2 separate regions of the Mus musculus genome follow, and region 1 is linked to region 2. A link is a loop called in an ENCODE intact Hi-C map of the cell type or tissue named here. Cell type or tissue: gastrocnemius. All regions are shown on one strand. Links, peaks and the distances in the headings refer to the core of each region. The heading gives the core; the rest is flanking DNA.

The links. Hi-C counts contacts between places; a loop is a spot of excess contacts. Peaks named below come from ENCODE experiments on the same cell type or tissue, not always from the same donor. Only the 100,000 strongest peaks of a DNase experiment are listed, where the experiment ranks them.
Region 1: a loop joins it to region 2, with 2.0 times the contacts of the local background. A loop is called at or near these places in 5 of 42 quality-filtered maps.

What each region holds. Positions count from the first base shown.
Region 1 is chr15:83,294,236-83,304,539 of GRCm38, reverse strand. It overlaps Arfgap3 (ADP-ribosylation factor GTPase activating protein 3), which reads left to right. Exons shown (of 16, transcript NM_001357756.1): 15 at 1,316-1,437; 16 at 3,838-4,800. The coding sequence ends at 3,855. It overlaps Gm32788 (a long non-coding RNA gene), which reads left to right and starts at 7,754. Exons shown (of 4, transcript XR_384278.4): 1 at 7,754-9,914. In gastrocnemius, for the core only: CTCF peaks have their summits at 5,513 (motif pointing right) and 6,041 (motif pointing left); no DNase peak of the experiment used is centred there; H3K27ac peaks cover 2,719 bases.
Region 2 is chr15:83,250,120-83,260,423 of GRCm38, reverse strand. It overlaps A4galt (alpha 1,4-galactosyltransferase), which reads left to right and starts at 8,695. Exons shown (of 3, transcript NM_001004150.4): 1 at 8,695-8,724. Gm32886 reads left to right here and starts at 2,105. Exons shown (of 2, transcript XM_006521645.2): 1 at 2,105-2,113; 2 at 2,279-2,607. The coding sequence starts at 2,105. The coding sequence ends at 2,479. It overlaps Gm41367 (a long non-coding RNA gene), which reads left to right and starts at 2,660. Exons shown (of 2, transcript XR_875507.1): 1 at 2,660-3,080; 2 at 4,002-4,795. C130064B19Rik (a long non-coding RNA gene) reads left to right here and starts at 878. Exons shown (of 2, transcript XR_384279.3): 1 at 878-943; 2 at 1,346-1,765. In gastrocnemius, for the core only: a CTCF peak has its summit at 5,008 (motif pointing right); a DNase peak (open chromatin) is centred at 2,314; H3K4me3 peaks cover 1,665 bases; H3K27ac peaks cover 1,958 bases.

The DNA.
Region 1 (10,304 bases), core at 798-8,797, 45 kb before region 2:
GGCAGGTTGCTCTGGGAGATCTGCAGTCTCCTCCCTTCAATCTGGAATTACAGGTGGGCTGCCACGCCCATCATGGGCTATGATCCGAACCCCTCCTCACACTTGATGAGTTCTTTATCCAGAGAGCCATCTCCCCAACTGCCCTCCCCCTGCCCAGTGTCTCTTTCAAGGACAGATTGTTCCAGTGTACCGTAAGCTATGGCCCCACATCCTGAACCACCCTCTTGCTGAGCTGCCTCCGTGCAAAGTTGGCTCAGGGGCCAGGCGTGCAGCCTGTGTGAGCATGTGGGCATGCGGGCCTGCAGCTCCAGGCTCAGCGTGTTCTTAGACCTTTGCCTGCAAGCTCCTTACCCACGCTCTCAGGTGGCAGCACCCTGAGGGCCAGATTCTAGCTCACTCACTGACCTATGATTTTAGCACATCAGAGGCTGCGGTGCCTGTCTCAGACAAGTACCTGCCAGTGTTTTGAACCCTGTGACATTCGCCATTTGTAAAGCCATAGGCTTTTCTCTTGATTGGCCTCACTTCTGAGAATTTGGCTCATAATGTTAAAGAAGATCCATGTCTCCCCTGGAAGGGGAGGGGCAGCCCTGAGTGCTGGATTGTTGCCCAGGCTCCTTGTCTGCAAGCCCCTCCCATGGTTCCAGGCCTTTCTGATTGTTTGCTCTCTGTCATTTCCTCATCTTGGCTGCCCCCATGCCCCCCTCTTCTCTGGAAGTTCAACCCATGTGCTAGAGCCCTGTCCTTGGTCCGATGTCCTGTCCTTGTGCCCAGTCATCAGCTTTCAGCCTGGCTCCTTTGACCTCCCTAGTTCTCCCCTCTGGCTGCCCTGAGCCTGTGTGCACACCTCAGGCCTTTACGTGCTTGTGCCTCACTCAACGTCAGGAGTAAGGCACCTGGTGACCTGACTACAACAGTTCTTTCATGGGGAGCACCCATCTTCTCTTTCTGTGCCCTTGGCACTTGACAGAGCCCTTGCATGTGTCTGTTGAATGAATGAGTGAATGTACAGAGAATGAATGGAGCCTGCCTGCTGCCCTTCCCAATACCTCCAGTAACCCATGGCCAGTGTTGGACATGGTGATATGCCTGATTCCAGTTTGAGCCTTTAGAGTCACTGGACAGAGTCCCTTGTTCCCCTTGCTGTGGTGGCTGAAGGAACTGTGTGTTGTGACCAATACTTGCCACTGCCCTACTGCAAGGTCCCTCTCTCTGGACACAACTGATGCCTGGAAGGAGGCAAGAGAGTAGGGTGGGTTCACTGGGCTGCACATGTCCTTAGAAGAGGGGCAAGCTGACATCTTTCTGTGTGCAGGAAACTACAACCTTTCCAATGTGCTGCCCAATGCCCCAGACATGGCGCAGTTCAAGCAAGGTGTGCGCTCCGTTGCTGGAAAACTTTCCGTCTTCGCCAATGGGGTCATGACGTCCATTCAGGTGAGTGAGGCAATGCTGGAGCTCCTGGGGTCCTGGAGCTGCCGCTGGGAGCTCGGGAGCTGTGCTGCAGAGCGGACCAGGCATCATGAAAGCCTGGCACGGTGAAGTACACTGTAATATTGTCTATAATCACAGCCACTGGGGGCTGAGGCAGGAAGATCATGAGTTCAAGGCTTGTCTGGGCTGAGACCCTGCCTCAGGACAGTGCTTTCTTGTTTGTTTGTTTGTTTGTTTGTTTGTTTGTTTGTTTTGAGACAGGGTTTCTCTGTGTAGCCCTGGCTGTCCTGGAACTCACTCTGTAGACCAGGCTGGCCTCAAACTCAGAAATACACCTGCCTCTGCCTCCCAAGTGCTGGGATTAAAGGCGTGCACCACCAACACCTGACAGTGTTTTTCTAAGTTCCTACTGGAGTTCGTATATTTCTGGAGAATTCTGTTTTAAAAAATTTAGATTCATTTATTTTGTTTTATTGATATGAGTGTTTTTGCCTGCATGTGTGTACATATGTATGCATGCCTGGCCTCACAGAAGGGATTAAGTCCCCAGAACTGTAGTTATAGGTGGTGGTGAGCTGCCATGTGGGTGCTGGGAATTGAAGCCAGGTCTCCTGCAAGAGCAATAAGTGCTCAAAACTACAAAGCCATCTCTCGGCTCCACAGAAGATGCGGACACCACCCACTACCTCCCTGTTCTGGGAGAACCCTTGTAGCATTCTGCTGTCTTGTTTTACCCCCCAACCCCCAGTCAGGGTCTCTCTGTGTAATCTTGGCTGACCTGTAGCTTACTATGTAGAGATTCCATGGCTCTGCCTCCTGAGTGCTGTGATTAAAGGCATGCAGCACCGTGCCCAGCATTTTCTTTGAAGCAGGGTCTCACTATGCATCCTAGCTGGTTTGGAACTGGCTTTGTGACAGGTTAACCCATCACTCACAGAGCTCTTTGCCCTCCTGGGTACTGGGATTCCAGGTGTGTGCACCGCCATTCCTGGCTGCATAGATTTTTTTTTAAATGAATAGGGAGTTCTATTCTGTGACTGCCTGTTCTTTTTGTCAGTGACATGTTCTAGGCGACTCTGGAATTCTCCAGAAGCCATTTTCTGTGGAGTGGAAATGTGCCCATGGAAGCTGCTTGTTCCCCCCAGTGGAACTGCACTGCACTCTGATCTCCAAGCTTTATTTATTAGTGTGTACTCCTCGTACATGGTCCTGGTCACCGAAGGACATTTCATGATGTATAGAACTGACTTGATGCATAGCTCTTCCACACCTCTGCCCTTCACCCCCACCCCTTACTGCCTTAGACAGTTTCTCTTCTGCTTTACACTGTATACACAGACATCTGTTTTTGGTTTGGTTTGGTTTGGTTTGGTTTTTTAAGACAGGGTTTCTCTGTGTAGCCCTGGCTGTCCTGGAACTCACTCTGGAGAACAGGCTGGCCTCGAACTCAGAAATCTGCCTGCCTCTGCCTCCCAAGTACTGGGATTTGGGATTAAAGGCATGTGCCATCAACTGCTCAGCCACATCTTTTTATGTATCTGTAGAAATACTTGTCTTTCTGTGTTAGACTTAATTCAGTTCATATACAAGAAGGGGAAGCCTGTTTATGACAAGGAGGCTGTCTCAGATTGTATGAACAGCTTGCTTCGGGAATCTTCTTGGTTGTGTAAAGTCATTTTAGACGCATTCTATTAGGATGAAATGTGACCCTGAGGTGTTGACTGAATTGACATTGCAACTTATGGGTCCATGGAGGCTTCTAGTCTGCAGACCAACCCTGCTGTGGCCTTGTTGGGAATGCGAGGGAGAAGAAAACCTAAAACTGCAGAGGCTGGGAGCTCTCCTCCCTCCCTTCTTCCTCCCTCTTCTCTCCTCCCTCCTCCCTCCCTTAAGGGCCTGTTGGCTGGAAGGTAGTATTCCTGTTTTGTGGGTGTGGCCTTCCTGTATTTAAGAATCATCCTGCTTGTGTCTCCATTTATAAATGAAGAAGCAGAGGCAGCCATTGAACCTCTGCTAAATGAGCAGGGACTTCAGACAGATCCCTCAGGATCCCATCACACGTGCTCCCTGGACAGCTCAGGACATGGCCCCAGGCTCCGGCCTGGGCCCCTGCTTTGCAATCCTTAGTCCAGCCTGGGAGCCCTAGGCCTTGGGCACCCCTCACAAGTTGTAATCCTGGCAGCTCTCACAAGGTGTGATCCCGGGCAGGTCTCCAGGCCCCACTTGCCCTCCTAGCCATGGAGAGGCTGAGGCAGTGCTGGCACCACACAGCTGCTCTTTATGCAGAGTCTGTGGCCAGTGCCAAGAGCCAGGTGTCCCTCATCAACAGCAATCGCACGCTGTGTGCATGGCAGGACACAGATGCAGTGTATCGGTAGTAAATGTTGGTCTGGTTCTCTCTAGGATCGCTACGGTTCTTAATCCTGGTGCCAGGCTGTCCAACCTGGTAAAACTCCACTTCAGATGGACCTGAGACCACATCTGGCTGCGCCAATGCCCCAGCTGCTTTGTGGGCAGGCTCTACTAGTTGGCGAGGCACCTGCACATTTCTGAGTGTCCATGTTTCCTTTGAGACATCCCCATTTCTATGTAGGTGGGATTTTGCTTTCATTTCTGATTTAAATTAGCTCCTTGTGTCCTTGCTTTATCTTTGGGGCATCTTTAGTTCCAAGAACTGGAAGCCAGAGCTGCAGGCTCCTCCCACCTCTCTCCAGGCTGGTGTTGACTGGGCCCGGAAATCAATCCCCAGCACTTACTTCTCACTGCAAAGGAGCAAAACAACAAAAACAGCAAGACCAGAAGTGCCCAGCCCCTTGCTGACAGATTGCTTCGTGTGTGTCCCCACACAACACACACTTAAAGCCATCTGTCACTCTGTAAGTTATTTTGTACATTCTCTACTCTTAAAAGTGTCCCCCAGTCAGTTCCTTTAACAGACCTGAGCTTCTATGATGCCAAGGGCGTTCACTGCGACCTGGGAGTAAACAGGGTGTCGCTGCCCTGTGAGAGGAAGATGGGGCCACCCCAGGGCTCCCAATGCACTCGGAAGTCAGCAGTACCAGGAGCTCAGGCTGAGAAGGACAGCAGTGCGGCTTCAGGACGAAGCTCAGCCAGGGAGAGGGCGATTATAATTGGGTAGTTTTGTTAATATTTTTTTATCTTGTCCTTGATATTCCAAAAGTTACAGGATAGATGTAAATCAATAAAGTCATTTGGCTGTGTTTTAGACAGCTCCAGAATATATTGTTCAGCGCAGTAAAATATATTTGGAATTTGATGAACCAAAAATGTGATTTCAGATGACTATTTTGTGACTTTCTTAAAAGGTCTGATTTGTAGACTTCTAAATATAACACACAGCACAGCAGACGGTTGCCTGTGTTGTCATTCCTCAAGAGCCTTTGTATCACTGTACAGCGGGCACTGGGTGACTGCCGCTCCCACTCGCTGGTCACACCCATGGTACCTACAGGTGGGACTGACAGATGCCATCATCACAACACAGAGACTGGTGCCTCTGGGAGGGGAGGAGGCTCCTGTGACACTGGCAGCCAGCCTTCCCCAGCACACCGGAGCCGGCATGGCGGCACACACTGTAGCATCAATACTAACTTAGTAGCAGAGAGATCTGTCCAAACCCCATCCAGAGTGAGCCCTGTGTGCATCCCCATGTGCCCTGTGAGCACTATCTGGCAGATCCCACGCACCTGGACCTCTGCCCCAGTGTGCTGATCTCTCCCCAAGCCTGGCGCCTCCTTACTGGGCAGAAGCTTCAGGGTGTCTTAGCATGTCCAGATGTGTGTGCAGTGAGGACACAGGGCTGTGCAGCAGTCCACTCAGCTGATGGCCAGCACTGCCTGTCTGGAGTCCCTGTCTGTGATAGCTGAGGGGGTGGGAAGTGCAGTGAGAGGCTGTGGCTCAGCAGTGAAAACCCTTAGGTTCCATCACCATACCAACATTTATAAAGCTGGTTGGATTTAGAGTTCTTTTGTTTGTTTTGTTTCTCCATTATTTATTTACTTATTTTATTTACTTTATGTATGAGTGTTCTATCTGCCTGTACACCTGCATGCCAGAAGAGGGCATCAGATCCCATTACAGGTGGTTTTGAGCCACCTTGTGGTTGCTGGAAATTGAACTCAGGACTTCTGGAAGAGCAGCCAGTGCTCTTAGCTTCTGAGCTGTCTCTCCAGCCCTTTAAAGCTAGTTGTGGCCCACAACCATCCGTAATAAGATCTGACGCCCTCTTTTGGTGTGCCTGAAGACAGCTACAGTATACTTACTTATAATAAATAAATAAATCTTTAAAAAGAAAAGAAAAGAAAAAGGGCACTGACTGCTCTTCCAGAGGTCCTGAGTTCAGTTCCCAGCAGCCACATAGTGGCTCACAACCATCTGTAATGGGATCTGGTGCCCGTTTCTGGTGTGTCTGAAGATTGTTAAGGTGTGCTCCTATACAATAAATAAGTAATTCTTAAAAAAAAAAAATCTGAAGACAACTGAAGAGATGGCTCAGGGGTTAAGAAGACGGGTTCAATTCTGATCACCTACCTGGTAGCTACAGTTCCAAGAAAGCCAGCACCCTCTTCTGGCTTCCGTGGGCACTACATGCCCATGGTATCCACACATACATGCAGGCAAAACACAAACAGTAAATAAATAAATAAGAAAGAACGTGGCCCCGCAGCAGAGCGCTTGCCTATCATTCAAGGTCTAGAATAGACAGAGGAACCCCATGGCAGAAGCTGCTGGGAACCCGTCGAAGGCTGGGTCTGGGGCTGTGGGAGGTGTTTCTGAGAGCAGCCACTGTTGGGTGTGAAGCCCAGAGAGCCAGGTTACCTCTCCTGGAGCCTTTGTGCAGAGAGGGCTGGCAGAGAAGCCCTGGAGAGTGGCTTTGGCAAGCAGCATTTTCTCCAGAACTCTTGGTTAAGATGCAGTGTTTTAAAGTAACCCTGGGAGGGCTAGAGAGACGGCTCTGCTGTTAAGCGCTCTTGCTGCTCTTGGAGAGGGCCTGAGTTCTGTTCTCAGCACCCACATTAGTTGGCTGACAACTCCAACTGCAAAGCATTGCATGCCCCTTCTGCCTGCAACGTGTGCATTTCACACACACACCTCATTCATGCCTCGCACCTTTGAGGCCAGCCTGGTCTACATCAGTTCCGGGACAGCCACGACCACACAGAGAGGCCCCGTCCCAAAACAACACAGAGAAGTGAGTGCCAGCCAGTAAGGGGTCTGTCTCCCTGTGCACTTCAATTCCACTGAGATCCAAAGGAGTGCAAAAGGAGGGAGATGTCACCTAGGGTACAACTCTAGGGGACTGTGCCTCCAGTTCCAGGGACTCTGAGGCCCCCCCAGCTGGGGTGATGAAACTTAACAGGCACTGGGCAAGGCCCACTCACCCCCTGGAAGCTGGCAGAGCACCTTACACATGCACTTTTCTATATTTGCAGCCAAGCTGAAGTCAACCTCCTTACCATCTCTGTCAAAACCTACCTGCAACCCCAGGCTACCAGGACACTGTGCCTACGGTCTCTCTAGCCCCTGCCATCTCTCCCCATCAACCCTCGCTGTGGTCAGAACTTCCAGGCCCCCGCTCTGAGGCCCCTTGACCCTTCTGATCCCTAGCCAGTTTGACACAGGCCTCCTGGGATGGAGCGCAGCCTCCCAGCTTGTCTCTGACTTAAAACCTAAGTGCCTGGGGACAAGGTGGTCCGTCTGTCCTGTTAGCACACTGAAGATCCTGAGTCACTGCTCTGTTGGGAGGAGCCACAGGGATGACGGCAGACACTGAGGCTATGCTGGGCTGCTGGTACGGCTGTCATCATTCTGTCATCCTTTCCTCGGGACACGGGTTCACCTTTGCCAACAGGCTTTCCCTTCCCCACCCTACTCCTGACTTTCGTCTCAGGGGAGCAGAGATGACAGCCTTCAGTGGGGACAGGCTGGATCCTGAGGCCTGTGGGTGCACTATAGAGACTGTGCTTTTCTGGCCCAGTTTGCCCCTTTTGTATGTGGTTCAGGTACATAGCCCAGGCCTGTGTTTCACCTGCTGTAGAAACTCAGTGGTTACAGCTGTTAGCATTTTGTCTAGGCTCCGCCCCCCAGTTACCTGGCAACAGCCAGAAAGTGCCTGACTCAGTATAAAAGGGGCTCCTTGCCCCTCCTCTCTTTCTCTCTTGCCTTCTTGCTCTGTCCTCTTCCCTCCTGCTCCCCCTCTCCCCGTTCCCTTCCCCCCTCTCCATGTGCTCATGGCCGGCCTCTCTCTCTCTCTCTCTCTCTCTCTCTCTCTCTCTCCGCCCCCCCCCCTTTCTCTGTCTTTATTACCCTCTCAGCTCTGCTTCCCATGCCCTGAATAAACTCTATTCTAAACTATATAGTCCGTGTGACTGGTCCCTCAGGGAGAAGGGATGCCTCAGCATGGGCTCTCAGAGACACCCCTTTCCCCTGCACATCCACCAAGTATATTCTCTCTCCCTATATTTTTATAAAACAACAGTAACTAACATCTGTTGCCAGCCAAGCACATACTATCCAGCAGACACACAAATGGCTCTTCTCTGATCCCCTGTGCTTGGTTGACATCTCTGCTACTCCTACTAAGACAGCTAAGGTGACATAGGGGCACTGTCTAGAAAGGATGGGACTGGTCTTGTTAAACCAGGGCCTGGTGCTGAATCTGGGCTCTGGAACCCTTCCCACCCCTGTACCAATATGGCTTCCTTCCCCAAGGTGAGTCATATCCCACTCCCCAGCCCCTGAACACAAACCTCAACTGAGGAACTCCTGTACCTGACGGGACTCCAGCAGCCCTTGTCTGTATCCCCTGGGAGTTGACGGGCATTTCCTGTACCTCAGCAGGCTTCGATGTACTTGGAAAGTCCCTACTAGTGTGGCCACCCATGACTGGTGACCATCATTACTCAGCATTCACACCAAGCTGGGTTGTTCCTGTCAGAGACTCTATGAATGGGCCCTCAGCTTGCCAGAGCCAGTGTTGCCTCCTCCCTGGCCTCTTCCCCACATACTACTATGGTTCTCCCAGTGACCGTGGTGAATATCCAGGGAAGAAGAGCCAGTCTGTAAAGACTGGAAGATAGAGAGCTGAGGCTGAACCCTGATAATGGTGGAGTGGTTTGCTGGAAAGTGTAAATGAGGGATGAAGAGGTCAAGGGCCTGCTAGGCTGAGTGGTTGGCATGGGGCAGGTGGAGGAGCTAGGGCAAGAAATGGAGGGTTCTGGTTACAGATGTGTCTGTCTCTGTCAGGGGTTCAGAGGGCAGCATTACAGAGGCCCATGCGAGCTATCAGGGTAGAGCTGGCTTTCAAGGACAAGAGACTGGGACCACCCAGGGCTAGGACCCACCAATACAAAGCAAGAGGTCAGATGAGGAAGAAGCAGCTACAGAAAGAGAAGGACCAGCCACAGAAGGGGTAGACAGTCTATCAATGAGGCACCCCAGAGCCGGATGAGAAAAGCTTCAAATGCAGGACAGTGAGCGACTATTGGTGGACCCCACCCCCACCCCGGGGAGATCCCACAGAGGTGGAGACCTTCCAGCTCATGGGACTCGGGAGTTGGCTCCATTGGTAAAGTGTTTGACTAGCTTGTACAAGGCCCTGGGTTTGACTCCCAGCACAGCATAAACTGGGCATTGATGGTCCACACCTGAAATACCATGGTGCTAGCACTCAGGAGGTGGAAGCAGGAAGCTCAGATGCTTGGGGTTATCCTGAACTACATGGTCAGTTTGAAGGCATGGGCTACATGAGGCTTGTCTCAAAATGTAGAAAGGGGGAAAAAAGTAACTTTGTGTTCAGTTGCTGTAACAACAGGAAGCAGCATCAAGATACCATGTGGTAAACATCTCCTACCACAATGGCCTCAGGAACCAGGCCCCTGTTCCCCATCTCAGCCAAGATCATGGTGTGGCTTGCATCCACTTGCCCTCAACATGGCTTCCCTAATTCCAGCCATGGAGTTGGCAACTCCTGGCAGGGAGAAGGGAGACAAGTGAATTCGCAATCCTGGCTTCTTCCCCTTTGCCTCTTACTGGCCACAAATTGCTACTTCGAGCTGCTAAAGAGGAAGGAAAGGCTGCCTGCATTAACCCTCCGCAGACATAAAATTCTACTGGGAAAGAATGGGCAACTGAGAGACATGGTGGGCAGAGCTCAGCTCCCAGCACAGAGGAGACAAGTACACAGGTTTTCTCTCTCTCTCTCTCTCTCTCTCTCTCTCTCTCTCTCTCTCTCTCACACACACACACACACACACACACACCGCACTGCCTGCAGCAGATCTGAGAGGAGACAGTACAGAGAGGAGACAGTACAGGTAGCTGTGTCTAATGGTTGAGGAAACTGAGACACCCAGCTACTAGGACGCTTCTTCATGATCATCCACGTGCCCCAGACTGTTTTGACAGACCCAGAAATCTCGGAGACCTCCCTGGCTTACCTCCCCCATCTCCTAGACTTGGTGAGTTGCATTGGTTCCTGGCCATGAGCCATTGTCCCATGGCCTCAAAGGCCCAGCTTCTTGGGCTCTGTTCTGCAAGAAACTCTAATGGCCCTTTCCTTTTGGCTTGAAACAGGCAGTTTATGTGCCCTACCCCACCACACAGACCTTGGAGAAGAAAGGGCTTGGCCAGGCCCCAAGTGAGCCAGGTCTGCAGGCTTTTCAGAAGAAACACATCTGTTTCCTGGGCTTCTCCTGGCCCAACCTGGGTAGTTGGTCTGGAGCCTACACAGTAAGAGGTACAAAAGTCCAGATTCCTTGGCTCTGGAGTAGAAGAGTCAGAAATTAGCAGGTACCAGAGGATAACGAGGGTTGACTGGATGCCAGGGTAGAGACCAATGAAAGGCAAAT
Region 2 (10,304 bases), core at 1,629-9,628:
AGTGGTTGGCAGATACTAACAAATATACAGCTGAAAATTTGAAGAGGCTCTCTGTAGCCAACCAAATTATTTGCCACAATGTATCCAGAGGAACAAAAACAAGAGAATGTATCCAAGCAAGACTCAAGACTTGCTTTTCAAAGAGTAGAGGCTGACTGGTCTCAGCCCTTTTTTTTTTTTTTTTACAGGATCAGTCAACAATACTCTACTGGAGCCAAGGCAAATCTCTAGGTGTGAGCATGGATTCTCTAAAAATCCATTTACTCTTAGTCTATAAGGACAATGTGATACCAGCTCAACACACTACCATTGCCTGGGAAACTTGTTATACCCACTGATTCTTTCCTATGGATTAGTTGGACTAATACAGTGGATGTTTACTAGCCAGAGGAACGTACCATCTCATCTGGTCCCACACCTTTTTTTTTTTTTTTTTTTTTTGTGACTCCCCACCCTCTGTCCAGTGAGCTCCGAATACCCTTCCAACCAACTCATAGACCCTGGCACTAGAGTCTCCTCTGCTTGTCCCATGAAGGCCTTCAGCGTCATGGGTGACATCTATAACTTCGCCATGAACACCTGAGACTCCACCTTTTATTCTGTAGAACCTGGTTGTGTGGCTATATAGAATTTTCCTGGAGTGAGAGCTCATTTCTCAGAACAGGTAGATATGCCCAGCCACTCTCTCTACCCTAACCTTTGAACAGAGACTTTTTAAAAAAGATTTTTATTTATTAAAAAAAGATTTTTATTTATTTTTATGTATGTGAGTACACTGTAGCTGTCTTCAGACACGCCAGAAGAGAGCATTGGATCCCATTACAGATGGTTGTGAGCCGCCATGTAGTTTCTGGAAATTGAACTCAGGACCTCAGGAAGAAGAGTCAGTGCTATTAACTGCTGAGCCATTTCTCCAGCACCCAAAGACATATTTTTGACTCAGGTACCCTATATAACAGGGAACACAAAGATGACTTGCTAGGAACAGTTAGGAAAGCCACTAATGAAATTTCCACTGCTCTCTTCTCTAATGTACCACAACTACAGCCAACAGATTATCAGAGCAGTAGGGATATCAAGACCCTGGAAGGACAGACAGAATCTAACACTTCTCAGCTGTATTCGGGGCACACACTATTTTCTATTCCCATAAAGTTAACAAGCTTTAAAAAAAAATGTTCTTTATTTGATATGATTGGTAGGGTGTTAAATTTGATTATACTTGTTTGCCCACATAGAACTTGTTCCACTGGATAAAGGAGAGATTTGGGCTTTTTGTATATATCATATTGGCATACAAACTCCTTATGATTATTTGGGCCTTGTTTAACAAACTTCATTTCAGGAAGAACTATGACAAGAGGCTCCAGAGATTACTATCGCACCAGAAGGAACAAACCCAGCTAGGCATGATTCTGGCAGACGTTTCTGTAAAAACCAGGATTGGAGAAACTTCTTCAGGACATGTTTTGTCTCCAGGGTGATACCGCAAGCCAGAAACATCGTAAGTATTCCAATACAATGCTTTCTTCTACTCCACCAAATAAATTCCATTTTTGCCAGAAAAGATGGCGTGTGTACATTAGTCTCAGACCCAAGATGGATGCCTCTGGAGATTCATTAGACTCCTGGATGCCCTATATCCATCATTCGGCTTCCCATAATATTAGTATCCACAAAACTAAGACATTGGACGCTAATGATGACGCTCACTGGACTGTCAGGTGTTCTTTTCATTAATAAAAGAAGAACTATTCAGCCCACAGCCATGTCCCAGGTGCTCCTGCTTGGCTCTGATCAGGTTCTGGTCGGCTCATCCCCAAAATCCTGCGGCTTCGACCCTGCTATGCCTCTACAACATTTTTGTTTGAGACTGAGTGAGTTACCTTTTATTTCTGAATGTGTTTTTCAGCTCGGTGCATCCCAACCCTAGAGAAAACACATATTTCAGGAAATATGCCTAGGCCCTAGAAATCATGGCAAGCCCCTGTGATACACCCCAGTAGACAGGAGTCCACCTTGTTCCGACCATTTTCCTCAATAATTGCATGCTTTGTTGCCTGAGATTTCTCTCCGTACATTTATTTGTCTATCAGTGCTTGGAATGTTCGCGGTATGCTTTCTCCTTTTCCTGTTCTGGTCCAAATTTGCGATTTTCTGTGAAACTATAATGCTAAGAACTCTTACGTGTTGTCTGCATTGGTGCCGCGCAGACCGCGAGGACCAGGGGAAGAAACATAACGAGCATAGTAAAAGAAAAAAAGAAAAAGCCTTTTAGCTCTTCTCCTTTCCCCCACTGCGCCTGATTTGGCTTCCTGCCACGTCTTCTTCTCACAAGACTTTCAGAATCAAGCGATGCCTGGCCAAGAAACAAAAGCAAAATCGCCCTATTCCTCAGTGGACCCAGATGAAAACTGGTGACAAAATCGGGTACAACTCTAAGAGAAGACACTGGAGGAGAGTGGAGCTGGGTCTGTAAGGATTCACACTAGGGCAAGACTGAGGGTTTAGACGGAATGGTTTGTGTTCATTGTTCAGTGCTACCAGATGGATTTCAACTTTTTTTTTTTATGGTTTTATGAGACAGGGTTTCTCTATACAGCCCTGACTGTCCTGGAACTCACTCTGTAGACCAGGCTGGCCTCGAACTCAGAAACCCACCTGCCTCTGCCTCCCAAGTGCTGGGATTAAAGGCGTGCACCACCACCACCCAGCAGATTTCAACATTTTTAACCTGGAAACTTGCTCATGTCTGAAATTAGGATGTTTATCCAGTAATAAAATGTAGAACCTTTAAAGAAAATGCCTTTTAGACATGTAAAAATACCTTAGTTAGGAACCCCATTACAACCCAAGGCTGCACCTGATAACCAGAACCAAATGACATTACACACTCAGAATAACCTGACACAGTCCTAGAACCCCATGATGCCCACTGGGCAGTATGTAAGCTAAGCAGAGACCACGAGCAATGCTCTCTGCTCTGCACATCTGGAGACCACGCCTTCTTCTGCAGATGCAGAGTCTTCCCCAGGATCCTCACCTGCGAATCAGAGACAGAAACTGGGCCTGACCTTCAGGTAAGATATGTCACAGCTTTGGGGAATTAGGCTTAGGGTCATAGTAAGGAACTTAAAGGGCTATGAACTTTGTGGGATGACCTCAGCATAATTAAATATAATTTTTGTTATACCAACTACAGGGATGTAGCTTCTAGCAAGTGCTCTTCACCCCTGAGCCATCTCTCCAGCTCTGATTTGTTTTTATTTATTTATTTATTTATTTATTTATTTATTTATTATTTTTTGAGACAGGGTTTCTCTGTGTAGCCCTGGCTGTCCTGGAACTCACTCTGTAGACCAGGCTGGCCTCGAACTTAGAAATCCGCCTGCCTCTGCCTCCCGAGTGCTAGGATTAAAGGTGAGCGCCACCACGCCCGGCTTGATTTGTTTTTATGAGCCAGGCTTATGTAGCCCAGGCTAGCCTGGAATTCACTATGTAGCCTAGGATGACCTTTAACTTTTGATTCTCCTGCCTCCATTCCTCAAATGCTGAGTTTGAAGGTGGGCGCCACCACCACACTTGGTTTTATACAGGGCTGGGGTTTGAACCTAGGACTCATGCCTGCTCTCCATCGCTGAGGCCCGTGCTTCCCAATGGCTTGCTCTTCTCACCCTCTGCCTCACACTGAGGACTTCCTCCTTGGTGAGAACGCTGACTCTTGAAGATCAGAATCCTCTTAGCCCCCCAAGGCAGGGGATCTGACCTAACTTCCTGTTCCCTTTGCAGTGCTGGGGCTAGACCCAGGGGGGCCAAACCTTTGCCAGGGCTAAGCAAGCTCTACCAGGAAGCCCCTGCAGCTTCTGAAAACTTATTCACTTCCTTCTTGGCTTTGGAAAACCTCCCTCAGGCCCCAGGAGAGTATAGATGGAACTTTAGATGGTTTTTACAACCGAGGTTTTGGCCCCTCTACAGATGCGTTCTTCTCTGTCTCCTCTCAGGTCCTGGTGTCCCCCAGAAAGAGTCCTTTCCAGTTCTCTCGTTCACCCTGGAAACACTTGGGCAGCTGGGTGGTTTATTCCAGGTGCTTGCCCTCAGTCCCACTTGCTTCCAGGTTTGCTATGATGGTATCTCGTCCAGGCCTTCCCAAGGCTCCCAAAGCAGGTTTGTTCCCTGCAGGAGCACAGGTAAACTTTAACCATTCACTCTGCGGGAGTTAGGTTACAGACCCTGTGGCTGCCCATGCACCCCTTCCCCGGCTCCCCAACCATTCTCCTGTGGCAGAGAAAGTTGATAAATTGATAAGCCAGTCTACTCCGGCCTTCCAGTCTACTTCCCCACCCTCAACCCAGGCCTAAGGGCATCCGGAATTATAATTACTTTAGCTAGTGCGTTCCAGCCTGGTAACTCCAGGCATAACAAGCGGGGCAAAGATGAAGCCTTCCTAAAAGGACACTTTGGCATTCAGACTATTAAAACAGTGAAAATTCAGAAACAGAAACTAATTCTTCCCAGGAAACCTGTGCTGGATGAGGAGAAAGTTTTGAGCCAAGGGCAGCCAGAGGGAAACTTTTCTCCCAGAGAGTTACCACCTGTGGCCCACCTTACGAAAAGACCAGATGGTCAGTGACTGACAACTGCTGAGGTTAGCATAACTCTGGCTCTTTCTTAATGCTCAACTTCACTTCAGAACCCTGAAGATGGATTGTGAGGGAGGGGGATAATTGCATCTCTTCATTCCTGTTCCCAAAGTGGTCACACTGAATAAATCCCCTTTTCTGCTCTTCACTGGTAATTTGGCTGTTCTAAGATTTTTCTTGGTGCTGGAGTGATGACTCAGCAGTTAAAAAGCACACACCAGTCTTCCAGAGGACTTGAACTTGGTTTGTACCACACACTTCAGGTGCCTTGCAACCTCCTGTAACTCCAGCTCTAGAGGACCTAAAGTCCCTGGCCTTCTTGAACTCCTCACACACAGATAGGAAGGCATACTTTCATACTGCATGTGGCAGTGCATATAGGTGCAGGTGCCTGTGTTGGCCAGTAGAGGGCACACTATTCCCTTCGAGCTGAAGTTGTTAACGTGGGTGCTGGGAACAGAGACCAAACTCTGGGAGCAGCTTCTCTCTCTCTCTCTCTCCCTCTCTCTCTCTCTCTCTCTCGTTATTTATTTATTTATTTATTTATTTATTTATTTATTTTGGTTTTTCGAGACAGGGTTTCTCTGTATAGCCCTGGCTGTCCTGGAACTCACTTTGTAGACCAGGCTGGCCTCAAACTCAGAAATCTGCCTGCCTCTGCCTCCCAAGTGCTGGAATTAAAGGCGTGCACCACCATGCCCGGCAACTTATTTATTTTTAAAGTTTATGTGCATCGGTGTCTTGCCTGCATGCATGTCTGTATGGGCATGTTGGATCCTGGATTTACAGACAATCGTGAGTTGTCCTGTGAGCTGTGGAACTCAGGAAGAACAGCAACCAGTGCTCTTAACCTCTGAGCCATCTCCAGCTGGGCAAAGCCGGGCAGGACTCACTCTTAACTGCTTGCTTATCTCTCTAAACTGTTGGTTGCCCCTCCCCCACACACTGTATCAAATGGTGGCAAGTGTGTCCCTGTGTTTTCAGTTGTTAATTGCTGTGCTGGCAAGAGCCAAATGGTCGCAGAGCCCACCTTGCTGGCACGATATTTGGTATTGTCCTGTCTATGACTCATTACCAGTTTCTATATGTAAATGCTTATTACAGCTAGCCCAAAAGACTTTGGAGATTTTCAGATTTAAAAAAAAGAAACCAAGCTGCCTTGAAGGAAGTCACGTAACCCTCTTCCCTGCAAAAGGGCAACTCTAAGAGGTGGATCCAAACTGCCTGCTGCTGATTGGCTGATTGGCTCAGACTGGAATGTAGGTTTTTGTTTGTTTTGTTTTGTTTTGTTTTGTTGTTTGATTTTTTTCGAATAAAGAGCTGGAGGCTGATCTGGGACGGGTGAGGCAAAGCTAGAGAGGGGAATGAGGCCGTGGGCAGAGAGTGAGAGCCACTGGAAGGCACACGGGTTCAGGGAAGTTGGGTTAAGTTAGATTAGCTGAGAGTTAGCCCCAGCAAAAGGCCAGCAACCTAATACTATAGGAATGTCACTGTGTCTTTATTATTAAACCTCAAGCAGAGCCAGGCTTGGTGGCGCAGGTCTTTAATCCCAGCACTTGGGAGGCAGAGGCAGGCGGATTTTTGTCTTTGAGGCCAGCCTGGTCTACAAAGTGAGTTCCAGGAAAGCCAGGGCTACACAGAGAAACCTGTCTCGAAAAAACAAAAAACAAAAAACAAAAAACCCTCAAGCGGGATCCCCAAAAAGCTCCACAAGACTAGGGGTTTTCAGCCGTCCTAACACTGTGGCTCTTTATTATAATACAGTTCCTCACCTTGTGGCAATCCCCCAACCATAAAGTTATCTTGCTGTTACTTCATAACCATAATTTTGCCACTGTTATGAATTATAATGTAAATATCTGATATGCAAAATATATACGGTATGTAACCCCCAAAGAAGTCATGACCCACAGGTTGAGAACCACTACTCTAGACCTAATTTGGCTATTTTATTTGGCTTCTGGAGGACAGGTAGTCACCCCAAATCCTGTAAGAGTGTGTAAACTAAGTCGGGCCTCCTCCCCAGCCAACCCATAGCAATAAGAAGTTCCCCTTGGGGACTGAAGAGGTGTCCCAGTGGTTAAGTCACTTGCTGTTCTTACAGAGGACCTGGATTTAAATTCCAGCACCCACGTGGTGGCTCACAACCATCTATAACTCTAGTTCCAGGGAGTCTCGTGCCCTCTTCTGGCCTCTGTGTGACCTAGGAGTGCACATAGCACACAGACATGAATGGATGCAACAAACAAACAAACAAACAAACAAAAAACACTCACACACACGTAAACTAAAAATAAATTAAACAACAACAACAACAACAACAAAACCCTTGAGCTGGGCAGTAGAAATGCAACATTTTGAATCCCTGCACTCTGAAGGCAGAGGCAGGCAGATCTCTGAGTTTGAGGCTAGCCTGGTCTACAGAGTGAGCTCCAGACATCCAGGGCTATACAGAGAAACCCTGTCTCAAAACAAAAACAAAAACAGAAAAAGAAAAGAAAAACTTTCTTTGCTTCTGGATTCGAAGGCTCTCTCCCTTCAAGATCCTATAGTGGCAGCCTGCGGTCATGACACTGAAACGCTGCTAATATAGTTTATCTGAAGAACAGTGTATCTCGGCACCTGTGTGCATCCATCACACTAAGAATTAAGTTTTGTTTTTTTTTTTTTTTACTTATGAGTACATCTGTGTAGCTGTGTGGGTGCAGGTACCCTCAGAATCTGGAAGAAGACGTGAGATTCTCTGGAGCTGGAGTTACAGGCAATTGTAAACCTTCTGGTGTGGGCTTTAGGAATCCAACTCGGCTCCCCGTGAAGAGCAGCAATTGCTCTTAACTGCGGAAGGGTCTTCAACACAATACCATTCATTATCCAATACTCTGTAGCCTTGGCTTGGCCTAAAAAGCTCTATATAAATCAGGCTGGCCTCGAACTCTCAGAAACCTGCCTGCCTCCCAAATGCAGGGATTGAAAAGAAATGCACCACCACGGCTGGCAGGGCTCCTTGTTTGAGTTTTAAGATGAGCAAAGTCTGTTATCCCAGCATTTGGGAGGCGAAAGCCAGAGGGGTTGTCACAAGTTTGAGGCCACTGTGGTTTACAAGAAAGCCGTGGGCTAGAATGAGAAGCAGTCTGGCAAAGCCAAACCAAAAAAATCAAACCTGGGAGTGATGAGCACTAATGGGAATGGCCCGCGAAGAGGCAAGAGGGGCAGGAGCAGCAACGGCTAGCAGCTGGAGGCTGGGGATCTCCTGGAAAACGAGAAAGGGTGGGCATAGCCAAGAGCTAGGTAGTTGTCAGCAGTGGGGTGAAGGGGTGAGAATTTTCCACAGATTCGCTTTTACAAAGCCTGTTTACCCAGGCTGTTCTCAGGGTTGGGATAGGGTGTTTCCATTTTCTCAGCGGCCTGGACACAGGTTTGTATGGTGAGAGAGATGAAGCAGGGCAGGCAGCGAGGGCACGTTGGCATCTAGCCCGAGAGGAGAGCTGGCGGGGGAAATCGCCACTAGGGAACACCATGCCGTGGGCCCGGCCCTTCCTTGGGTCACAGCAGGCCAGAGCAGGGAGTGAGGAGTACTTGGAACAGACGCTGCTGGGCAGTGGCGTCAGGATGACTCAAGTCTCAGATGTCGCCCCTTCTCAACTGCACAACATTTATGTAATTAACCAAACCGCTTCGAGCCTGGCTTTTTATTTTTTTTTCCATCTGTTAAATGGAAAAAAATAGAGCCATGGGTAGGGGATTCATCCCTGTCTTGGAGGAGTGACTTGGGAGGCTGAGGCAGGAGGATTGCTAGCTCTGGGGCAGAAGGGCTGGAGAGAGAAACGGAAGGTTTAGAATAGGATTGTGACTAGTGAGGTGTGGGTGGCCGGGAGGCGGCTCACACCTGTTGGCTACTGGCTATTGATGACTCAGGTCGTGCCCACCCCCATTTCTAGACAGGACTAGCTGCAGGCGGAGAGGGACCCGTGGGGCAGAAACGCCAGACCCCGCCCAGGGCTGGAGGGGCGGCGCTCCTGTCCGCTGGGCTCAAGCCACCGCCCTCCAGGGCCGCAGTAGCCGCCCGCCGACGCGGGAGCCGGAGGTACCTGGATCTCAGGGACAGGGCAGCGGGCAGGGGGATCTCGTTGGGATCCGGGGCGCCCCTGTTCTAGGCTGGAAAGGGAGGTGAGCTGCAAGACATCAGGGACCCGGGTCCCCGCCTGGCCACCTGTTCTACAGGCGACAATGGTGCGGGCACCAGTTCCGCGCCGTGGTCCCTCAGCTGCCGCCCGCACCGGTCTGCGCCCCGAAGTTGAGCGCGGCGCGGCGCGAGCTAGTCTGGGGCCGGCTAGGATCCCGCAATTCCTTCCCGCAGCCCAGGAGGCCCTCGGAGGGCGAGGTTCACGGGGGAGGGGGACGACTGGGAATCCGAAGTCCAGATCCCAAAGCGCTGCTCGGCGACGTTGGGCGTGCTCTGGGAGGTCGCGGCGGGGCGCATCCCGGAGAGGAATGGAATGCCGCGCGCTGCAGGGAGGGCTTCGGGTTGGGAGTTGGCTCTGGGCTTTCTGGATGCTCCGGCTTCGGACCTGCACCGGGAAGGGTCTTCAGGTGCAGGGGGTAGCCTGGGAAAAGCGGGGGAGCAAGGGAAGCCAGCATGGAGTCGCGAGACCCAGGGCTCGGTCCCGGATCAGCACGCTCGCGCTTCTCCCCTTCTTCCGATGAGAACAGTTGAGGTATGGGACTGGAAGCCGAATAGGGTTGGAAGAGGCTGCGCCTGGGAGATTTACCCTATCCACTCCTTTTCACTGTTAGGGCGAGCCCCCTTGCCTCAATGTCTTCGTATGTCATCTGGGGCTAGAAGTTCTTTTCATCTCCTTGGCAGAGTCCACTGAGTCTCTAGCCCGCTGGAGATTAAAAGTATCCTTTCCATCTCTACTCTGTCACATCCATAGCAATCCAGCTGCTGCAACCCCAGCCGGTTCCGAAGTGACACCCTCCGGCTCCCCGTCACCCCACTCCACCCCCTCTTTGACCTTTCTCCTCCCTAAGAATGGGGACTCCAATAAAGCAGAGCTGCCCTCCACTCGCACTCCCCTAGTCTCTGGCATTCAGCAGCAGAAATCTTTCCCATAAAGGAAAGTCCTCAAACGAAAGACCAAAAAATTCACAGGAACTCAGCCTCCCGGTTTTATTTGTTTGTTTGTTTTGTTTTGAAAACGCTTCTTCAATGCCTCAAGGGCTGGTCCCTGCCTGGACAGCTCAAGGGTCGCTGCGACCTATTAAACAATTCTGTAGAGTTTGCTTTGTTTCTTTGAAACAATTAAGGCTCTGCAGCTGTCTATATTGACAAGGATTAGTCCCAGAGAAAGGTTGTTCACTCATGGGAGAAGTGATGAATATCCCAGGGTGTGGGCAGGGTTGCTTGAATCTCTAGAGGCGACTGTGACCCACCATATCACCCCAAAACAGCCTGGTCTTAGAGGTGGAGGTGGAAGGCGAGGAGCAGTCCAGACCTTCAATGACCTCAAGTAACAGCTTTACTACTGAGCCGCCTCAACTGCCCTGGTTTTTGTTGTATAATGAAAGCATTTGGTTCTTTTAGATACTGTTACCCTTTGTTTTGAGACAGGGTCTCACTGTGTAGCTCTCACTGCCCTGGAATACTGTATACACCAGGCTGGT